Regions from separate parts of the Homo sapiens genome. Here region 2 is linked to region 1. A link is an interaction called in ENCODE POLR2A ChIA-PET data of the cell type or tissue named here. Cell type or tissue: K562. All regions are shown on one strand. Each heading gives the region's core, and the rest is flanking DNA. Links, peaks and the distances in the headings are about the cores only.

The links. Peaks named below come from ENCODE experiments on the same cell type or tissue, not always from the same donor. Only the 100,000 strongest peaks of a DNase experiment are listed, where the experiment ranks them.
Region 2: POLR2A ChIA-PET joins it to region 1 with 6 read pairs; 24 of 35 experiments call an interaction of 5 or more read pairs at or near these places.

What each region holds. Positions count from the first base shown.
Region 1 is chr6:20,411,106-20,423,149 of GRCh38, forward strand. All of the region lies in intron 1 of E2F3 (E2F transcription factor 3), which reads left to right. It also overlaps the pseudogene RN7SL128P. Among named protein-coding and RNA genes, the nearest start is that of E2F3, 15 kb to the left of the region's middle. RefSeq lists enhancers at 52-552, 553-1,053, 6,940-7,009. In K562, for the core only: a CTCF peak has its summit at 7,024; DNase peaks (open chromatin) are centred at 5,808 and 6,976.
Region 2 is chr6:20,513,339-20,525,382 of GRCh38, forward strand. No RefSeq gene overlaps it. Among named protein-coding and RNA genes, the nearest start is that of CDKAL1, 15 kb to the right of the region's middle. In K562, for the core only: no CTCF peak of the experiment used is centred there; no DNase peak of the experiment used is centred there.

The sequences.
Region 1 (12,044 bases), core at 4,795-7,294:
AGCTTCTTGTAGTAGTGCTATCAGTAGTGATAGTGTCATGAATAAAACCTTTATTTCTGTGATTAAATGTATTAATAAAGTGACACTACTAGCATGAATGACACTATTAACATAATTTCAATCCTGTACAGTAAACCATGGCTTAAGACTGAATGGCAAGAATCAGGGTGTCTGAGCTGCTGGGCCCTGCCAGACTCGGAGCCCCTGCCAGTGTGTGTATATCAAGGCAGGGCGGGGGGTTGTCTTGCTCTCCAGAGGCAATGGAACCTGCCTCTAGGCCTCCCTTTTCCCTTCTCATCTCCTCACCCCTCCTTTTTTATGTTAGATCTATTCCTACCCCTTCCCCTTCGCCTTGCCCTCTGCCTGGCTCTTAGAAGGAAGCAGACTTGCCACCTTCAGTGGCTGCTTCCCGGACTTACCAAATTAATTACCACCTTTTCCTGCCATCAAGGGATGGTGAAATCTTGCCTTTTCGGTCTTGCTTCCCATTCCTCTGCACTCGGCTGCTGCGACAGTGTGGTGCTGCAGGCACCGCAGATTTCCCTCTGGTGTGTTTGCTCGTAGCTTCTCCCTCTCCACCTTACTCCTTTTGTTGCCCTCCTCCCACTGGCCCATTGAGGCCCACATCAAGGGAAGGCGTAGGCACAGCCTCCCCCAGTTTCCCAGGGGCTTGGGCCTCTCCCTTCCCTTGGGTTACTGCTTCTTTCCTGTAACACCTCATGGTCTGCCTCGTAGCCTAATCTTGCATGTTCATGACTTACTCCTCCTCCAAACCTGTAAGCTCCAAGAAATCGGTCTGGCTTGCTTTTTCATCATGTGGTCCCTGCAGTGCCCACTACACTATAGGCTCAGCTACCTGAGAAGAGGCATTTTCATTAGACACCTTCCATGTGCTTGGTACCCCATTAGTCCTATTGGGGATACAAAAGAAGTATGAGGTGTGATCCGCCCACTCTTGAGTTTACAGTCTGTTGAGGAGACAAGCTTTAAACACAAGTTGATCTGCAAGCAAGACTAAACAGGCGGTAGGGAGAAAACAAGACTCATCTAGTCCTCAGTTGTGTGGTGTCGACAGAAAGTGCCAGAGGAACAGGTGAGAGTCACCAGACTCCAGCTGGGCCGTGAGATGGGGAGGCCACGGTTGTCAATCTTGGAGTACATTAGGGCACACATGTGAATCTCCCAGGGCGCTTTTTAAAAATACTGATACCTAGGCCCCACCCAGACCAATCAGAATGTCTAGAGGTGAGATTAAGACATGGATTTTTTTTCTTTTTTTAATGTGCTCAGTTGGAACCACTGGGCTTGGTGGAAAGGGAAGATTGGGGAGGCCCTTTCTGGCGGGGAGACATAAGTCAAAGGCAGGCAGGCAGAAAGATTGGCGTCAGGAGGCAGCATTTGGACTAGAGTCATCAGTATGGGGAGATAACAGGACCGAAGGTTGGATGTGTTGGCAAAACTGATCTAGAATTGGAGTTGCCTTTCTACAAGGGCTGGGCGGGGAGTAGATTGGGGGTGGGAAGTTTGAGTGGTGTGGGGATTGTTCACGAATAAAGAAGAAACGTACTATCAAAAGGGGGCCTTGGGACCTGGTCACAGGCAGTGGGTGCCAGAGGGGATGGCAGGCCTTGTGTTTTGCCAGGTCTTCAACCTTCTCAAAATGCCAGAAATCTACCAGTTTTAAAATGTTGGCTGAATTTAAAAGGAAATTGCGCAGGCCAAACAAAATAGGTCTCTAGGCCAGATTTGGCTTAAGGGCTGCCACTCAGCAGTCTCTGGTCTATGGGATAATAATAGCTAATGTTTATCGAGTGCCCGCATGTATCGAGGGCACTAAACTAAGTGCTTTACTCGCATTAGCACATTATCCACATAACAACCTATGAAGTGGGTATTATTATCATCCTTGTTCTACACAGGGAAGCAGACAGCCAGGGGTTAATGGCCTGGCTCTGGGCCCCATTAATAAGTGGGGCAACTGAAATTAAACCCAAGGAGCCTGGCTCCATAGTCTCAGCTTATTCCTAGTATTTATCCTCTGTGGTCTCTGGCATTGTATTAAGTAGTAAAAATCCAAGATACCTGTCAAAAAGAAATAATCCAGTGTTTTTCAAGTTTACCTGATTGCCTGTAGCACTTGTTACAGATTCAGATTCCCAGGCTCCATCCCTATCCTCTGTCAGAAGCCCTAAGATCTTCTGATGAAACATTCTGGAAGCACGGCTAGTTGAGCACAGGGAAAAGTTACTGAAACTAGATTGTCCAGGTGAAGGCAGGAGCCTTCTGCCACATCCATTCACATAATGCTTATCTCAGCTCTTCCTCGTTTGGAAAGACCCCAGGGCCCCAAGCCTCATACCTGCTCTCGTGGTTCCAAAACTTGCAGACTCCCAGGTTGTAGCCCAGGCAAACCATACAAAGATGGGTCTCCCAAAACTTAAAAGATGTGAAACAAGAAGTGGTTTCTTGGATTCTCAAGCGGTTGAGAATCCGAGCTCAGGAGGTCAAAGTGGGCTTGGTGGCTAGACGCCAGGCACCAGCACCAGCTGGGTACCCTTGAGTGGTTTTTCTGCCTTAACAGTAGGAAGGCTTTTCATTCTGTCTGGTCTGGACCTGCCTGAAACACAGCTAACCAAGTGGACAGAGCGAGAAATGTGAATACGAGGACCAGAGCACACCATTTAGAGTACGGGCGCTATTGAGTTGATGAGTCTGGAAGCAGGATGGCAACAATGATGGTGTGAAAAGGCAGGTGGAAGTGAAGGGCAGATTAAGGGAGAAAAGAAATACAAGACCTTTGACTCCCAAATATTTAACTCCAGGGGCTGGAAGAATGGGTGAGGCCAAGCTTCTCCTCTGTCTGGGGTGTGCACTGTGTGGAAGGCATGATTAGTCAGAATGGATGGGGTGGTTGTGAGTGACTCCATGGGCCATCCCGTTTTCTGAGGGGCTAAGGCTGAGCACCGGAAGTGGGACTTTGGCATAGAGGTTATAGTGGAAGTCTTGATGAACAATAGCAGGCCAAGACCTGGTCTCCCTAGCTTACAAATAAAAGAAATTTAACATGGTGCCACAAAAACCTTTCATCATTTTCACTTCTTCCTCTGTAATATGAAAACGAGACAAATTCATCAGGTTGATTTTTGGGGATCGATGCTGTCAGGGCTCGCAGAGACGAGCCATCAGATGTTATTTATTACATGCTTTACCCCGTCTCCTAGCTGCTGTGAGAAAGCCCACAGTTTGCAACCTCACAAAGCAAAGAGCCAGCTGGAAAGTACTGTGCATCCAGACAGGTCACATAGTCATGTCCTGAACCAAGATAGCTCTTTTTGCCATGATTTCCTACACTCTCTGATTTTTCTCATTAAAAAAAAAAAATCTTGAATTTATTTTCTTAAGCTCTAGCATTCTAAAGTTTAAACATATGAGCCTTTGAATACTCCTGTCTAGGAAAGAGCCGTGTAAATTCTAAGTATCTCTATAATTGACTTTTGATATGTTACTTGTGTTTAAACCCAATTTGCAACACCCCTTTTGTTGGCTAATTTTGTCGCTATGTTGGGTAGCAGAACTTGTGACGATCACACTAATAACATAAAGTTTCCCACCTTTCTTGTTGCTGTTTTCCTTGTTAGCATCTCAGACTTCCCAATTCTGGGAATAGTCTCTAGGAGGCAAGGTTTTCAGCTTTGGAAATGCATGCGTGACACAGTAGTGTGGTATGGAAGGCGTGTGGACTTGAAGATCCGGCTCCAGAAACACGCTCTGCCAATTACCGTGTGTGACCTTTTATAAATTACATCCATGAGCTGTAGTTACCTAAAATAGTGATCCTCTCTCCTTCACTGGCTGGAAGGATTAAATGAGATAGTGTTTATAGGAAATGTACTTTGTGTTCCTTAGTTGCCTCCCCCCGCCACTCCCCGTGGTAGGAACTCTTGAGTACTTGTCAAATCTGAACTCTCGGCATTTTTACCTCCTTCAGGGAAAACTATTGGACAGGCTCTTACTGAACACCCGCTTTTGTGCAGAATGCACTTCCTGATACTCTGGGAGTTTCAGAGGCTACTAAGGTGTCCTTCTGGCCCTCAAGGAGTTCATCTGGAGACAGGGAGACGACACATTTTCTTCAATAACTAAGAAAAGAAAGGGCAATGAAGACCATAAGGAAATAACAGTGAAGTTTCTTAGGCATCCAAACTTGATGGAGGGGACAAAGGAGGCTTCAGGAAGTTTTAAACTAGAACAGGACTTCAGCGCTCTTAACATTTTGGTCAGATACTTCTCCGTGGTGATAGTTTGTGGGCAGTTAACAGTGGTGGAGGGCTGTCCTGTGCATTGTAGCAAGTTTAGCAGGATCCCTGGCCTCCGCCCACTTAGATGCCATTAGCACCACTAGTTAACAACAATCGAAATTATCTTCACACTGTCAAATGTCCCCGGGAAGCAAAATCACCCCCAGCTGAGAACCACCGAACTAGACCTTGAAGAAAGGGTAGAAGAGGATATCATGTTTGCCTCTTCTATATATAGTACATATTTAAATTTTAAAATATGATATACATTTTAAAAGCAACGGATTTCTCATAGCTGGATTAACTTTGGAATGCCTAACCACCCCATGGCACCCCAGAACTGGGATCCACTGCCCCTACTCTTGGTAGTGCTCTGTGCAGGCCACCTAAGCCCTGTCTTTTTTATGATGAGGCATGATATTAATTGGCTGCTGGAAGCCTCTCTAACTTGCAGAAGAAAGGATCAAAGTCTGCAGTTCAGGGAAGGAAGTTTTGCATTTATCATTGACCCAACTGGGTAATTTAAGAGCGACTTTCTGCTCAGGGTCAACTTCTCAGTGTGGTTTTTAATCCCACTTCATAGTTAGATGATTTGGTCACATCACTTTCCCTCCAAACCCCATTTCCTCGTCTGTTAAATGAGGAAAATCATGGTTCTTACCTCACAGAGTTACTGTAAGGATTGAATGCAATAATGCCTGTAAAGTGCTGGCTCCGTCCCTGGCCATGTGCTAAACACTCTGACATTTGTTGTCTTCCTCATGTATATCATTATTGTGGTTGTCATTAAGTTGGGCTTCCGTTTCAGGACAGTTCAACAGTAAGCAGCCATTCCCTTTGTTGCTGGTGCTTCTGCAGCTATTTTCCTTGCTCACCTATACCCACGCTGGCCCCAGTTTCAACCACAGGGCCGGCTGACCCATTTATTTAGCAGATAGGTGTTAAGCACCTAGCATATGCCAGCCACCATTCTAGGTACCAGGAATACAGCAGTGTCAGAACAGACAAAATTCCCTGCCTCTGTGTGGTTTGTGTCATAGTTGGTGAAGATTTTGCCACATCATAAATACCCTGGTCTTGTCTTTGATGGGTTCTTTTTCTTTTATTTTTTAAATGGTTCTAAGTATGTGGTGCTGGACCAGCAGCATTACTTGGGAACTTGTTAGAAATGAAAGTTTTCAGGTTGTACTCCAGACCCACTGTCAGAAACTCAGGAAGTGGAAGTGGGGGTGAGCAGCACTGGTGTATGGCTTAACAAGTCCCCAACGTCATTCCAATGCACCAAGTTTGTGTGTGAATCAGTGTTTGGGAAAAGAAAGGAGTAGGGGGAAACCCAGGCCGTAACTGGGCTGCAATGTTATATGGTAACATCAAATAAGGTGTTGCTCATATCATGAGATTCTAGTAACATCAGAGTTTACAAAGGATAGTCTTAGGTACACCAAGACACTTAAAACTAGCAGTACCCTTTGATCTCTTTCCTGGGCCTGGCCACCCCTCCTTTAAATGGGAGGGCTTTGGGAGGCCTCCTAAGTCACCACAGCACACGGGACTCAGCAACAGAAATTCTTAGCCTTCCCTAGGCTTTTCCTTGCCTGATATACAAGGAAGTTGCTTTCCCCACTTTTCTCCAGACTTCTGGCATGTTTGACAATTATTTTTTCTTTTAATTCCTTCAGTTTTTATTGGCTTCTTACCTGGCATCATTAAAAAATTTTTATAGCTGCAATCAAATTGCCAACTGGATGGACAAGGCTTATCTGAAAATGAAATGGTAGCTCTCCTTTGTATGTCTGGTAATTTGGGTATTTAAAGATACAGTGAAAAGTAAATGAAATGAGAGACTATGGGAAAGTGTCCAGTGTGGAGCTGGGCACAGGGTGACCGTTTGATAAATGCTGGTACAGTCTTCCCCCCAATCCCAACTCATTATAAAAACCAATAAAGGCATTAAATAGACACCACGGTTCTTTGTGTGAAAAGCTTTGGATTACATACAGTCTGAATGAGTGAATACCATAATGTAAATTGTAACCAAAATAATAGAATCCAAAATCTTAAGTAATGACTTTGAATAAAAATAAGTGTTTTAAAAGTTAGTAACTTTTTAAAAAATAAGTGTAATTAAATAAACTTTTAAATTTAAAAAGATGTTACTTGATTTTTATTTCCTGATAATGGATTTAAAAAAAAAAAAAAAGGCCCAGATCAGACTGGCAGAAATACTTTTATTTCTGCACTAGCCCAAAGCCTGGATATGCTTATAAGGCATATAACCTGTCCATTTAACAGCTGTCATTTAATTCACAAACACTAATTAATTACAGCCATGTTAAAAGGGGTGTTTGGGACGGTTTGGTAGTTCCTTTTGAAGAAAACCTGTGTCTTGAAAATGCATATGAAAGATTACCAGGTTCTGTTATATATAGTCCAGGTTCGTCTTGGTGGTTCTATTCGAAAAATATCTCTCTGACCATCGGTGGGCATTTCCTCTCTCTTTCTGTCTACCTACAGCCAAAACAAGTTCTGGTTACAGTGACAGTTTTAAGTTTGCCATTTGTGGTTGGTTCTATTATAGAGGCTGGGGGAGGAAGGCAAGCAGTCCTCACTTCTTGCTTCCTGCCTTGCTCTAGAGTGTAAGGATCAGCTTCTCTAATCCCTTGACTTTTCACTGCTCTATGTAGTCAGGGTAGACAAGGGGTGGCCCTCAAACAACAGCCACCTCTGGAGGTCTAGCGTGACTAAACCACTGTCTTCTTTTCCAAATCCAGCACTGGGGACCGACGTGTGGGCCTCCCATCTGACTTGTGGAGTGAAAGAAATGGGAATAGAGCAGCGCTGTCCATATAGTCGAGTTTTGTAAATATTTGTCAGATGGAACTAGAGATGCATTATCACATTCGACAGTAACAAGTGGCAAGTGTTGAGCTCTTTTAAGTCTTGCTTTTTATTTCTTATAATATGCAAATAACTGTTAAAATGGCCAGCCAGTTGGCTGTCTGTTTTAGCTAAGGTAGGTCTCTTGCAATTTTTGCACCCTAGGGAGATCTCAATAGGAGTAGGTCTAGCCCTAAACTGTGCAGGATTAGGAATTCTGATTTACTGATCTGGAGGGCGGCTTTGTGTTAATCAGAGTTCTAAAGGCGGACAAACTAGACTGTGAACTTAATACTTACCCTGAGAAGTATAACTGCCAAGTGGACAGTTGCAGAAATTGGTTATTGCCTGTGTTCTCGATCAGAAGGTTATTAGCTGTGTCAGAGTAAAGGCATTGAATGATCCCATTAGTACCTTCCAGCTGTGGTCTCCTCTCTAGAGCGTACCTGCAGGGGAGGGAGTACTGCTAGCCACTTATGGAGCATATGGACACTGTCATTCACCCACCCAGGTGTCCAGTTCCATGACTCTGGTGTGAAACACTGAATTTGTTTGTTACCTTTTTTTTTTTGTAAGAAAATACTTGTTTTTAGTACCTGCTTATTATTTTTTTAAAATAAAAAATATATAAGGAAGTGGAGTGAAAATGAAAATACTTTCTTCATTCCCTCTTGATCTTGCTTCCTTCCCAGAGATAACCACAATCACAGCTTGGCCTTTCCTTTTTATAATCATTTGCAAATCTATATTTTATTTATATAAAAGTAAAAATGATTCAAAAATACAAAAGTGCACATCGTGGCTTGCCCTTTTGCTTAGTATTTCCAGAGACGTAATTCCCTATCTGTATATATTGTTGCTCATTATTCTTTGTAATAGCTGCGCTGCCACTCGTTATATAGATATGCCAGAATGTGTTTAGTTATTCCCATTTGATGGTCATTTCTGTCATTTTTCATTTTAACTATTGCTATTATGAACAGTGCTACATTGGATATCTATGTACATAAGTTTTTGTGCTTGTGTGTATTTCTGTAGGCTGCATTTCTAAGCGTTGAATTTTTATATCACAGGGCATGTATATTAAAATGCTGATAGATTAGATAGGTCCAAATTACCCTCCAAAAAGGCTGAACAAATTTATATTCCCACCACAAGTGTAGAGAGTTGCCTGTTTTCTCATACTTTTTCCAACACTAGGTAACATTAGTCTTTTTGCAGTTGCTGCTCATGCTAGATAGTACCTCCTTTTATTTATTTATTTATTTATTTATTTACTTACTTACTTACTTACTTATTTTGAGATGGAGTCTTGCTCTGTTGCCCAGGCTGGAGTGCAGTGGCATGATCTGGGCTCACTGCAACCTCCATTTCCCAGGTGTTCAAGCAATTCTCCTGCCTCAGCCTCCCCAGTAGCTGGACTACAGGCGCACGCCACCATGGCTGGCTACTTTTTTCATATTTTAGTAGAGTTGGGGTTTCACCGTGTTGCCCAGGCTGGTCTCAAACTCTTGAGCTCAGTCAATCTGCCCGCCTCAGCCTCCCAAAGTGCTGGGATTACAGGCGCAAGCTACTGTGCCCAGCCAATTTTTATTTATTTATTGAGACAGAGTCTCATTCTGTTGCCCAGGCTGGAGTGCAGTGGTGCAGTCTTGGCTCTCTGCGACCTCTGCTTCCCGGGCTCAAGTGATTCTTCCTCCTCAGCCTACTGAGTAGCTGGGACTAGTGGCGCATGCCATCACACCCGGCTACTTTTTGTATTTTTTGTAGAGATGAGGTTTTACCATGTTGCCCAGCCTGCCTCCTTATTTTACTTGTATGTTTTTTAAATTATTGCTGCTGCTACCACCACCACCGCTACTATTACTGCTACTGACTAATGTTTATTGAATGTTTTTATGTGTCAGGGATAGTTTTAAGCACGTTATATGAAATCACTAATTTAAACCTTAACATCTCTATAAAGTGGGTGTGATTATTGTCCACATTTTACAGATGATGAAAAAGACGAATTAGTAAATTTAAGTATCTGCCCTAATTTGCATTTCTGTGAGTAGCCTCTTTGAATTCTTTATCATTTTTGTGCCCAAGGCTATTTATAGTTTTCTTACTGAATTATTGGAACTTTTAATGAACTATAGATAATGGGCTTTCTCTGGTGTGTGTGTGTGTGTGTGTGTGTGTATAGTAAATACAGGCATACCTCAGAGATATTGCAGGTCTGATTCCAGAGCACAGCAATAAAGCAAATGTCACAATAAAGCAAGTCATATGGAGTCTTTGGTTTCCCAGTGCATATAAAGTTTACACTGTACTGTAGTCTATTCAGTGGGCAACAGCATTATATCAAAAACCAACGTACATATTCTTAACTTAAAAATACTATATTGCTACAAAATGCCAACAATCCCCTGAGCCTTCAGCGAGTCATCTTTTTGCTGGTGGAGGGTTTTGCCTTCACACTGAAGACTGTTGCTGTTTAGGGAAGAAGTCATTGAATGCTGGGGCAGCTGTGGCAATTTCTTCACATAAGAAAAAATCAAGTTTTCCACATTGATTGACTCTTCCTTTCATAAAAGATTTCTCTGTAGTATGTGATACTATTTGATAGCATTTTTCCCACACTAGACCTTCTTTCAAAATCAGAGTAATCCTTCCCAAACTGTCCTGCTGCTTTATCAACTAAATTTATGCAATATCCCAAATCCTTTGTTGTCATTTCAACATTGTTCACAGTCATCTTCCATCTCAAGAAATCGCTTTATTTGCTTATCCGTAAGAAGCAACTCCTCATCTATTCAAGTTTGAACATGAGATTGTAGCAGTTCAATCACCTATTAACGCTCCATTTTCATTCTAGTTCTCTTGCTACTTCCACCACATCGGCAGTTTCTCCACTAAGTCTTGAACCCCTGTCATCCATAAGGGTTGGGATCAACTTCTTCCGAACTTCTGTTAATATTGATATTTTGGCTTCCTCCCATTAACCATGAGTGTTGATATTGGCATCTAGAATGGAGACTCCTTTCCAGAAAGTTTGTAATTTACTTTATCCAGATCCTTTGGAGGAATCACTATTTATGGCAGCTATAACCTTACAAAATGTACTTCTTAAATAATAAGACTAGAAATTCAAAATTACTCCTTGATTTATGGGCTGCAGAATGGATGTTGTGTTACCAGCCATGAAAACATTAATCTCCTTGTACATCTCCATCAGAGTTTTTGTGTGACCAGGTCTATTGTCAATGAGTGGTAATATTGTGAAAGGAATCTTTTTTTCTGAGCAGTAGTTATCAACAATGGGCTTAAAATAGTCAGTAAACCATGCTGTAAACAGATGTGCTGTCATTCAAGCTTTATTACTTCACTGATAGATCACAGAGTAGATTTAACATAGTTCTTTTTTCTGACCTGGGCTGGTTCACCCCTCCTTAGGCAACCTGGTGGTCCCCCACTCCCAGGAGGTCGCCATATTGATGCCGAACTTAGTGCGGACACCCGATCGGCATAGCGCACTACAGCCCAGAACTCCTGGGCTCAAGCTATCCTCCCACCTCAGCCTCCTGAGTAGCTGGGACTACAGGCATGTGCCACCGCGCTCGGCGATCTAGCATAGTTCTTAAGGGCCCTAGGGTTTTTGAAATGGTAAACGATCATTGGCTTCAACTTAATGTCACCAATTGCATTAGCCCCTAACCAAAGAGTCAGCCTGTCTTTTGATGCTTTGAAGCCAGATATTGACTTCTCCTCTCTAGCTATGCAAGTACTAAGTGGTATCATCTTCCAATAGAAAGCTGTTTCATCTACATTGAAGATCTGTTGTTTAGGGTAGCCACTTTCATGAGTGATCTTAGCTAGATCTTCTGAATAACTTGCTGCTGTTTCTATGTCAGCACTTGCTGCTTCGCGTTGCACTTTTATGATATGGAGAAGGCTTCTTTCCTTAAAGGTCGTGAACCAACTTCTGCTACCTTCCAACCTCTGCAGCTTCCTCACCTGTCAGCCGTCAAAAGAGCTGATGAGATTTAGGGCCTTGCTCTGGATTAGGCTTTGGCTTAAGGGAATGTTGTGGCTGGTTTGATCTTCTATCCAGACCACTCAAACTTTCTCCATATCAGTAATAAGGCTGTTTTGTTCTCGTGTCATTTGTGTGTTCATGGAGTACCATGTTTAATGTCCTTCAAGACCTTTCCCTTCACATTCACAACCTGGCTAACTATTTGGCACAAGTGGCCTAGTTTTTTGCCTATTTCAGGTTTTGACGTACATTTCCTCACCAAGCTTAATAATTTCTAGCTTTTGATTTAGAGGGAGGGATGTGTGATTCTTCCTTTCACCTGAACACTTAAGAGACCATTGTGGGATTACTAATTAGCCTAATTTCAGTATTCTTGTTTCTTAAGGAATAGGGAGGCCCGAGAAGAGGGTAAGAGACAGGGTACAGCTGGAAGGTGGAGCATTCAGAACACGCACAATGGCTATCAATTAAGTTTGCCATTATATATTGTTACTAAACATTATTTAGTGACATTAGTAATTGCAATAGTGACATCAAAGATCACTGATCACGGATCACCACAACAGACATAATAGTAATGAAAAAGTTTGAAATATTACGAGAATTACCAAAATTTGACAGAGATATGTAGTAAGCACTGTTGGAAAAATGGTGCTGATAGACTAGCTTGATGCAGGGTTGTCACAAACCTTCAGTTTGTAAAACACTGCAGTATCCGTGGAGCACAATGAAATGTGGTATCCCTGTATTGTTTTGCCCAAGCCTATTATGTTTCTTTTGATTTTTCTATGATGTATTTCTTTCTACATATGTTTATTTAGTTTTTATAATGTCATGTGTCACTTAAC
Region 2 (12,044 bases), core at 6,137-8,636, 100 kb after region 1:
CTAATAAAGACAATTATTGCTACCATTTGTCAGTACTTAGATAGCAGTTGCACTCTTGTCCTCATCTCTCTCAAGAATTCACCTGCAGGCTGGGCACAGTGGCTCACCCCTATAATCCCAGCACTTTGGGAGGCCGAGGTGGGTGGGTCACTTCAGGTCAGAAGTTCGAGACGAGCCTGGCCAACATGGTGAAACTTTGTCTCTATCAAAAAATACAAAAATTAGCTGGGTGTGGTGGTGCACACCTGTACTCCCAGCTACTCAAGAGGCTGAGGCTAGAGAATCCCTTGAACCTGGGAGGCAGAGGTTGCAATGAGCTGAGATCACGCCACTGCACTCCAGCCTGGGCGACAGCGACAGAGCAAGACTCCATCTCAAAAAAAAAAAAAAAAAGAATTCACCTGCATAAAACATTCGCGAATAAGAGGGAATTTCTAAAGACATCAAGGGAAGAATGAGAAACAAAAAAATCTGAAGAAAAATAAAAAATAAAAAATAAAAAACCTCTTCTTCAGATAGCCCTGTTTTCCAAAGCAACTTTTTTCACTGTTCAGACACAGAGGTGTTTTATCTACCGTTGTGCTAGTAAATATTTACTAGTTAGCTCTTTGGGAGTGGGAAGGGCTGATGTGCAGACTTGCCAATTTCTGTAGTATAAATAATCCCACCATAACTGATTTCACACTGCCAGCATGATGCCTCTGAACATGAAGTTGGGAAGAAATGCCAAAAACCAGCCCTTGAAAGCCCATAGCTGCCAGCTCCATCACACCCGAGTACCCCTTCAGCCCCAACGTCATTTATTTTTTTTTTCTCCCCTCACAGATTTACCCAGCTTCCAGCTCTCCCAGTGGAACTTTGCATATGCAAACCTTATTCAACTCTCAGAAAAACAAAAAGACTTCAGTTAACAGGATTCATCCTCCCTAGAAGATATTTTGATACCAGAACTTGACTCTTAAGGCCTTAGCTCCAAGAAGTACATTCAAGTATTTCTTCTAAACTCATTTCTTAGATCGTAAGAGGAATTCAAGAAAATGTTATTTCCTCTCTTTCCTTATACATGTATCTTCTAATTTATAATCCTCATGACTGTCATTTGGGATATAATTTTAGTTTCAGTTTTCTGATAAGGAGCCAAAGTTCAAGCTGGACACAGCGGCGCACACCTGTAGTCCCAGCTACACGGGATGCTGAGGCAGGAGAATCACTTGAGCCCAGATGTTTGAGGCTGTACTGTGCTATAATCATGCCTGGGAATAGCCACTGCACTCCAGCCTGGGCAACACAGTGAGATCCCGTCTCTTAAAAAATATATGTACAAACCGAAGTTCAGGGAGTTCAAGTGACTTGCCAAAATTTACTGTTTTTTGTTTTTTTTTTTTTTTTTTTTGAGCTGGAGTCCCACTCTGCTGTCCAGGCTGGAGTGCAATGGCATGATCTCTACTCACTGCAACCTCTGCCTTCTGGGTTCAAGCGATTCTCCTGCCTCAGCCTCTTAAGTAGCTGAGACTACAGGCATGCACCACCACGCCTGGCTGATTTTTTTGTATTTTTAGTAGAGATAGGGTTTTACCATGTTGGCCAGGCTGGTCTTGAACTCCTGACCTCAGGTGATCCACACACCTCAGACTCCCAAAGTGCTGGGATTACAGGCACGAACCACTGCACCCAGCCTAATTTACCAAATGATTATTATTATTTTATTTATTTATTTATTGAGATGGAGTCCCACTCTGTCGCCCAGGCTGGAGTGCAGTGGAACGATCTTGGCTCACTGCAAGCTCCGCCTCCCGGGTTCACGCCATTCTCCTGCCTCAGCCTCCCTAGTAGCTGGGACTACAAGTTCCTGCCACCACGCCCAGCTAATTTTTTGTATTTTTTAGTAGAGACAGGGTTTCACCTTGTTAGCCAGGATGGTCTCGATTTCCCGACCTCGTGATCCACCAGCCTCGGCCTCCCAAAGTGTTGGGATTACAGGCGTGAGCCACCACGCCTGGCCTAATTTACTGAATTATTAAGTGGTATCTGATTCCATCTGATGACCAGTCTGGGCTCTTAACCTTTACCCTACATTAAGTGAGCCTGTGTACCATGCTATGGCTTAGAGAGCTCATTGGGAAGCCCTAATATAGGTATTTCTCAATCAACCATACAGCCTTCCCAGGCTATTGCTAGAGAATTAATGCTATGACTGAACAAAGAAAGTGATTTTTAAATAAGGAAATTCAGAAAACTTTGATTTTACTATACACAAACACAGAGCCAGGTACGGAAGTGAATATAAGTCTGGGAACTAAGACTTTTTCTTTTTTTAGAGAAAGGCTCTCCCTCTGTCGCCCAGGCTGGAGTGCAGTGGCCTGATAATAGCTCGCTGCAGCCTCAAACTCCTGGGCTCAAGCAATCCTCCTGAGTAGCTGGGATACAGGCGTGTGCCACTATGCTTGGCTAATTGTTAAAATTTTTTTGTAGAGACAGAGTCTTGCCATGCTTCCCAGGCTGGTCTCTAACTCCTGGCCTCAAGTGATCCTCCCACCTCGGTCTCCCAACGTGATAGGATTACAGGCATGAGACACTGTGCCTGGCTGAACTAAGACTTTGCAACATTTGTAGAAAAAAAAATGAATATGGAGGATAATAGAATAAGAAAAGCAAAGCAATGAGTAATTTGTTTTAAACTGCACCTCACAGGGAGGCAACACAGGGAGTAATTGCTAAACTCTACAAATCCACAGTATACAGTTCCCTTCAGGTAAGATCCTTAGAAATTCAGTTTTGGGGGCCAGTATCCATTCACCCTTTCTTTAATAATATCGGTGCCCATTCTGCTCTGGGAAACCTCACCTCCTCAACTTCCATTCCAAGTGCTTATTTATTTATTTTTTCTTTTGAGATGGAGTCTCACTCTGTCGCCCAGGCTGGAGTGCAGTGGTGCCATCTCAGCTCACTGCAACCTCTGCCCCCCAGGTTCAAGCTATTCTGCCTCAGCCTCCCTAGCAGCTGGGATTACAGGCATGCGCTATCATACCTGGCTAATTTTTGTATTTTTAGTAGAGATGGGTTTTTACCATGTTAGCCAAGCTGGTCTCAAACTCCTGACCTCAGATGACTCACCCACCTCAGCTTCCCAAAGTGCTCGGATTACAGGCGTGAGCCACCGCGCCCAGCCAGTCCAAGTGCTTTAGGTGGTGTCACTCCATATCCTACTTTCGAAGAGTTCATACGGGGTAGATTTTATGGTATGTGAATTACATCTCAATGAAACTGTCATCTAAAGAAAAAAAATAGTTCCTGTGACTTAGTCCAGCTAATTAGAATATTACACTCTTCTGGCCACATGAATCTGTTCAGGAACAATTATGTAACCCAATCAAATGAATAAAACAAAATTAGACTTTTGCTGGGATTGTTGAAAGGCATCTTTCAAAATGTTTTTATTGAATTGAATCCGGGAAGATGCTGCTGCAGGCAGCCATCTTGTTTCGCTATGGAGCCAGAGAATAACTCCGATCTTCCCGAAACAAGGAATAGAGACACTTCCTGATGATATTTTTATTTAACCTTCTTCCCAATTCAGTGAAGGGGAGAAAATGTAATTTCTTTTCTCAACCTTTATAAGTTCATAGCTGGGACATCTCTGTAGCAAAAGACAGATCAACAAGAGAAAAACAAGCATTTTTTTATTTTTAATGCCTGCTGTGCCCACCGTGCAGGAGAAATCCCGATTTGAAGGTATCTCTCAAAATGGTGGCTAAGAGTCCTGGTTTAGAAAGCATACCTAACAAAGAGCAATAATTTAGAAGTGACAAGACAAAGGAATAAGCAGCTTTAGGCTCCCAAAAGGTGGGGAAATTATGGGAAGGTAATAAAGTCAGCTCCAAGATTCCTCTGGCCCACTGGTGCCAGTCTCCGAGCTAAGTGGATGATAATCTGCATGTCTGTCTTTAGGCAGAAAGGACAGGCAGGATCCCTTCTGCATCTTTTTCACGGGAATTTTTATGGCCAGCCATAGGTAAGAAGGAGCAGCTCAAACAGACCTTTTCTATAAACTATTGCTTCCCAATTGTCTCTAGCTTAAAAATATTTATGCCAGGATGGCTGTGGTGGCTCATGCTTGTAATCCCAGCATTTCGGGAGGCTAAGGCAGGAGTATAGCTTGAGCCCAGGAGTTCGAGACCAGCCTCGGCAATAAAGCAAGACCTTGTCTTTACAAAAAATTCTACTGAAGCAGCCTGGATTGCTTGAGCCTAAGAGGTTGAGCCTGCAGTGAGCCATGATCTTGCCACTGCATTCTAGCCTGGGTGACACTGCAAGATCCTGTCTCAAAAAATAAAATAAAATAAAATAACAACAACAACAACAAATATGTATGCCAAAAGGCATATCTTGGGGGTGAAATATTCTGGTTTCCTTCACCAGCCTTGATTGAAGTGAAATCTGGACCAAGATCATAAGACCAAGCTACACAAGCTAATAACATATATATTTTTTAATATAAGCCAATTTGGTAGTGTTTTCTGTTATTTGTAACTAAAAAGAAGTTTGAGGCTGGGCACAGTGGCACATGCCTGTAATTCCATACTTTGTGAGGCGGAGGTGAGTGGATCACTTGAAGTCAGGAGTTCGAGACCAGCCTAGCCAACATAGTGAAACCCCGTCTCTACTAAAAAATACTAAAATTAGGCCTGGTGTGGTGGCACATGCCTGTAGTCCCAGCAACTTGGGAGGCTGAGGCGGGAGGATCAGTTGAACCCAGGAAGCAGAGGTTGCAGTGAACTGAGATTGCGTGACTACACTCCAGCCTGGGTGACAGAGTGAGACTCCATCTCAAAAAAACAAAAAGAAGTTTGAAAAATGATAAGAAATTCATATCAGAATTTGGTATAAAAGACACTAAATTGTAGAATCATCTAAGTTAAAGGTAGTTTTAAGAAAAGTAGGCCAGGCGTGGTAGCTCACCCCGGTAATCCCAGCACTTTGGGAGACCAAGGCAGGCGGATCGCTTGAGGTCAGGAGTTTGAGACCAGCCTGGCCAACATGGTCAAACACCATCTCTACCAAAAATATAAAAAGTTAGCTGGGCATGGTGGTGCGCACCTGTAATCCCAGCTACTCGGGAGGCTGATGCAGGAGAATCGCTTGAACCTGGGAAGTGGAGGTTGTAGTGAGCGGAGATCATGCCACTGCACTCCAGCCTGGGTGACAGAGTAAGACTCTGTCTCAAAAAAAGAAAAAAGAAAAGAAAAGAAACGTAAACACCCCTCAGGCCTAGGCTGAATGTTGGTAATCTTACTAACCCTTCACATGAAATGGAAACACTCAGTCAAATGACTATGGCTATCGTGTATTTTATCTTGGGACGTGGACCATTTCTTGACAAAGGATGGAATGTTAGAGAACATAGTACAACAATGCCAGAATTTTAGAGTGTGTTGGCTGTTTCCTATGGCCTATGTCATGGTGCCCCAAAAAGGAGTGTTAAATTGAAAGTAGCTCATCAGAAATCTAAGAGCTAGCATCAATTTTCTTTTTTTTTTTTTTTGAGATGAGGTTTCCTTCTTGTTACCCAGGCTGGAGTGCAATGGCGTGATCTTGGCTCACCGCAACCTCCACCTCCCAGATTCGAGTGATTCTCCTGCCTCAGCCTCCCAAATAGCTAGGATTACAGGCATGTACCACCATGCCCAGCTAATTTTGTATTTTTATTAGAGACAGGGTTTCTCCATGTTGGTCAGGCTGGTATCGAACTCCCGACCTCAGGTGATCCTCCCACCTCGGCCTCCCAAAGTGCTGGGATTACAGGCGTGAGCCACCACGCCCAGCATAATATTTTTAAATTATTCCTGATCCCATAGGTCCCATTCAGCTACCTCCTGAAGGCACTTATGGCTGACAAAGTAGGCAATTATCATTTACAGAAATGTGGCTGGACTGCAGGCCTGGAGCCGATTAGCCTCACCTGTATACCTACCCTAGAACATCTAAATTGCCTCAAGACAGATGCAGAGATGAATTTCATTAGCTAACTGTTCGAAAAGTAGGATGGAACTTTAGAGTCTGCTGCTAAGAAACAGAGGCCCAGAGGTCCAGTTCTAGACTCAACCTGGTGATTGTTTCACCTCTAAACCTCTAATGCACTTGCCACACTCTTGGTGCTCAAGAGATGTAACCTCAGGAAAAGAAATCATTACCAATGTCTACTTTAAATCTACCCACTGGAGGAAAAGGGACCATTTTAGCTGATTAAGAAGTTCACTCTGGGCCGGGTGCGGTGGCTCACACCTTTAATCCCAGCACTTTGGGAGGCCAAAGCGGATGGATCACCTGAGGTCAGGAGTTCGAGGCCAGCCTGGCCAACATGGTGAAACCCTGTCTCTACTAAAATTACAAAAATTAGCCAGGTGTGGTGGTGCGTTCCCATAATTTCAGCTACTCGGGAGGCTGAGGCAGGAGAATTGCTGGAACCTGGGAGGCAGTGGGCGCGGTGAGCTGAGATCGCAGCACTGCACTCCAGCCTGGGAGACAGAATGAGACTCCGTCTCAATCAATCAATCAATTAAAAAAAAATCACTCTCTGGCCAGGCATGATGAGTCACAGCTGTAGCCCTAGCTACTAGGGAGATTGGGGCAGGAGGAGACTTGAGCCCAGGAGGTCGAGGCTACAGTGAGCCATGTTTATACCACTGCACTCCAGCCTGGGTGACAGAGTGAGATGCTGTCTCAGAAAAAAAAAAAGAAAAAAGAAATTCACTCTATTGGTAGCAAGTTGCAAGATTGTGCATACAGTGTTACATATAGTAATTGGAGTAAATATATATATTAGCTCTGGTAGGTAACAGGGTTGTCTCTGGGAACTGGGTAGATCAAGGGGAGATTTACTCTTCCTGATGCATTGTTTTGTACCATGTAAATCTATTATTTATTCAAAAATAGATACATTGTATACAACTAAATAGCATTTGATAATTTATAATTTCTCTATTACATTGTTGTAACAATATTAGTTGTTCAAGGATTAAACTAAACTCATTTAATTTTATATTAATATTTAAATTTTAAATCTTTTTTATTTTGGTAAGATATGCACAACTTGAATTTTACCATTTTAACTATTTTTAACTGTACATTTCAGTGGCATTAAGTACTTTTTTTTTTTTTTTGAGACAGAGTCTCACTCTGTTGCTGAGGCTGGAGTGCAGTGGCGCTATCTCAGATCACTGCAACCTCTGCCTCCCGGGTTCAAGCGATTCTCCTGCCTCAGTCTCCCTAGTAGCTGGGACTACAGGTACCTGCCACAACACCTGGCTAATTTTTTGTATTTTTAGTAGAGACGGGGTTTTACCATATTGGTCAGGCTGGTCACGAACTCCTGACCTTAGGTGATCTGCCCACCTCGGCATCCCAAAGTGCTGGGATTACAGGCGTGACCCACCGCCCCCAGCCAGATAAGTCTATTTTTTAGAAGAATGAACTTTTCATGTAAGTAATTAGTTTTTATTTTATTTTTAAAATTAATTTCTGTTTTTAATCACAACTGAGTAATTTAAATTTAAAATCTAAATTTAAAATTGATATATAATAGTTGTACAGATTTTTGGGGTACATGTGATATTTTGATACCTGTTTACAATGTATAATGATAAGCAGGGTAATTGGGATATATACCACCATAAACGTTTATCTTTTCTTCATGTTGGAAACATATTTTTTTCTTCTAGCTATTTTTAAATATACAATGAATTATTTTTAACTATAATCTTCCAACTGTACTATTGAATAATATAACTTATTCCTTCTATCTAACTGTATTTTTTATTTTTTGAGACAGGGTCTCACTCTTTCACCCAGGCTGGAGTGCGGTGGCACAATCTTGGGTCACTGCAACCTCTGCCTCCCAAGCTCAGGCGATTCTCCTGCCTCAGCCTCCCAAGTAGTTGGGATTATAGGTGTATACCACTACCATCCAGCCGGCTAATTTTAGTATTTTTAGTAGAGACAGGGGTCTCACCATGCTGGCCAGGCTGGTCTCAAACTCCTGATCTCAAATGATCCACCTGCCTCGGCCTCCCAAAATGTTGGGTTTGCAGGCGTAAGCCACTGCGCCTAGCCCTAACTGTATTCTTGTGCTACCCATTAACCGGCTCCTCATCATCCCCTGCAACCTCCTCCTCTTCCCAGCCTCTGGTAACAATCATTCTACTCTCTACCTCCAAAAGATCCACTTTTTTAGCTCTCATATATGAGTGAGAACATTTGTCTTTCTGTGCTGAGCTTATTTCACTTACCATGGTGACTACTAGTTCCATCTATGTTGCTGCAAATAACAGGATTTCATTCTTTTTTTTAATGGCTAAATAATATTCCATTTTATATATGGACCACATTTTCTTTACCTATCCATCTTCTGATCGACACTTAGATTGATTTCATACCTTAGATATTGCGAAGAGTGGTGCAGTAAACATGGGAGTACCAACAAATGTCTATTTGATATACCGATTTCCTTTCTTTTGGATATATACCCAGCAGTGGGATTGCTGGATTATATGGTAGTTCTATATTTAGTTTTCTGAGGAACCTCCATACTGTATTCCATAATCTCTATACTACTTTACAGAGCACATTTTGTATGCATTATAAATACAATATAAATCTACCTTATTTAATTTATTCTGAATATCAATTAAGTCTATATTTGAACATGTCAGGACCTTTTACACAATACTTTATCCACTCAGATTCTCATTATTGACACTGAAGAATTAAAATCTCCAATATAATTTTGATTGTATCAATAGCTTACATTTCTAACAAACACATATCCACTGAGGTTTTGACATCTGGTTCACATTCTTCTCTGCCTAACTTCTACCACTTTCCTAGGTAACTTATACATTCCACTTCTTAGCCTGAGAGTTCCCTAACCTGTATTCCAATTATTACTTTCTTTCAACAGGCCACTCTCCCAGCCACATCCTCGACCTTGTTATAATTCAGGACTCCTCTACTTTTGACAACTTACTCTCAGAACACAGCCTCCTTTCCTTCCCGTCATTCTGACTCACAAGGCAGCAGATTCACCTAACCTTCTCCAGCCTCAGCGCTGTCCTTTCTTCTAGTTGGGTTTATCCCATTTTGGGTTCTCTTTCTTTTTTTTTGAGACAGGGTCTTGCTCTATGTCACCCAAGCTGGAGTGCAGTGGTGCAATCATGGCTCACGCTAACCTCAATGTCCCAGGCTCAAGTGATCCTCCTGCCTCAGCCTCCCAAGTAGCTGGAATTACAGGTGTGTGCCACCACACCCGGCTAATTTAATTTTTTAATTTTTTTTTATAGAGTCAGGGTCCCCTGTGTTGCCCAGGCTTGTCTTTAACTCCTGGGTTCAAGTAAATCACTTGAGCCTCAGCCTCCCAAAGTGCTGGGATTACAGGCATGAGTGAGTCACCATGCCTGGCTGATTTTCTTTCTTCTCAATCCAACTTGACCTTCATTTCTAGCCGCTTCAACTGTGTTCCCACCCATACCTTCAGTTGCCTTCCCCTCCTCTCTTTCTACTCTACCTGCCCTACAAATTCCCACCCCTGGATTAATACATTCATCGCCTTCCCTGCTACTATCTCTAGGGAATGCAGAATTAGTAAAGACTCTTGATTGACAATGAGAATCCAACAGGAGCTAGCTTCAAAAAAATTAATATGAAAATTCAAATTTGTACCCTTAGGGAACCAAGGATTAAGAATGTAGGCTGGCCTTTAAAGGATCAGAATCAGTACTTCTGTCTTCAGTTTTCGTCTCTATTTCTCTCTGTCTGACTGCTTCTTTCTTGTCTTTTTCTCCCTCTCTAGAATAACTTTCTGTTCTCACACAGTAACGTGGAAGCTTCCTAACTTGCAACTCCTGTTAAAGTGATGTCAAAGGTGATACTGGAATCTCTTAGCCTTAGTTTCTAATTCATGGGGGAAAGAGCTATGATTGGCTTGATTTGGTGGAGATCTACTCTAGATAGATCAACTAGGGCCAGAAAGGCATGACCGTATTTTGTAAAATGATAGCTGGAGACTCACAGCTGTTACCATGTACTCTTCCATGAAACTATTGCCAGGGAAGATACAATATCCTGTCCATGAGTAAATGTACAAGGTTACAGGTACTCATGAAATCTATAACTGTAGCCAGAGGAGTACCAGGCTCTGATTCAGCTAGACTTAGTCACATGCCCACTAGCAGAGGCTGAGATAGCCTGTGCCCATTAGCATAGGTAAGAAGAGGGTCTCCTGAATGAGGAAAAATGACTGGCACAGTTGCTAGAAGATAGATAAGGAAGCTATGAAACTCTCTGGCTATTAATTACCGTGTATTTATTGCCAGTTTAATATGTGCAGGGCCAGGCTATGAGCTGAATATATTTTTACTCAGTATGTTTTCATTGCTTTATTTGAAGATATAAAAAATCTTAGAATGTTAAAAATACCCAATTTGTTGCTAAATGTAAAGCAATTTTTTTTCAAAATCAAATCAAAATGACTTTAGATTATTTTGGATTAACCACACCATTGTTTCCCTCCATTAGCTAAGATAATCAGCAATCAATTAAATATACTTCCATATGTCATTTATCTAATAATACATCATAATTATATGAAAACAAATCGACTTCAGGGAGTCGTTTTGCTCCAAGCAAATTCATTTTGGATATGAATTCTGCCCATATTTATACCTAACATAATTAAATACATGCTTTGAAAAGAAATGCTGTAACAATTCACTGAGTGCCTTTTTACTAAACTAAACATTTTTTTCTGTCTCCCTACCAATCATCATTGAGAAATTATAGAGGGCAAATATAAGAACACAACAAAGCATAAGACAAAAAGCCTTGCTTCCTTTATTCTGTTCTGGCTTGCTTTGACTTTTGATCTCTGCTTTTACTTTCCTGTTGAATAGACAACAACCCCCAAGGAGGCCTTCGAGAAATTTAGAATAAGCAAACAAACCAAATGGAATACTTCCTTCTACTTCCTCCCCTCCCAGCTGTTACAATTTAAATCTGCCTTTTCTGTAGGTTCAGGGAATAAATTCTCATAAAACTGACTGCTGCAGGAGTTCTGTTCTGTTCTTTGACAGTTTCTCACTAGCAAAACCCTCCTTGGCCTTTGGTATTCTCACCACTCACTCTCTCTCTCTGTTTTTTTTTTTTTTTTTTTTTTTTTTTTTTTTTTTTTTGAGACGGAGTCTCACTCTGTCTATTGCCCAGGCTGGAGTGCAGTGGCATAATCTCGGCTCATGGCAACCTCTGCCCCCCAGGTTCAAGCGATTCTCCTGCCTCAGCCTCCTGAGTAGCTGGGCTTACAGGTGCCGGCTACCACGCCCAGCTCATTTTTGTATTTTTAGTAGAGACGGGGTTTCACCGTGTTGGCCAGGCTGGTCTTGAACTCCCAACCTCAGGTGATCCGCCCGCCTTGGCCTCCCAAAGCACTGGGATTACAGGCATGAGCCACTGTGCCCAGCCTCACCACTCACTCTCAAAGAGAGTTGCTGTTAGTGGAACTGCAAGTCCCTGAATTTCTTCTACAGATTTATCACTTGTAAGAAAATAATTGGAAAAATTCCAGGGAGAGATGTAGCTAACAGAGAGCATGAAAGACAAAGCCCAAGTAGTATCATGTCAATGTTAATTTCTTGGTATTGATAATTGTAATTTGGTTCTATAAAGTGTTAGCACCTGGGTGCTGGAGAGGATGTGGACAAACAGGAACACTTTTACACTGTTGGTGGGAGTGTAAACTAGTTCAACCATTGTGGAAGACAGTGCGGTGATTCCTCAAGGATCTAAAACTAGAAATACCATTTGACCCAGCTATCCCATTACTAGGTGTACACCCAAAGGATTATAAATCATGCTACTATAAAGACACATGCACACGTATGTATAAAGGCACTATTCACGATAGCAAAGACTTGGAACCAACCCAAATGTCCATCAATGATAGGCTGGATTAAGAAAATGTGGCACATATACACCACGGAATACTATGCAGCCATAAA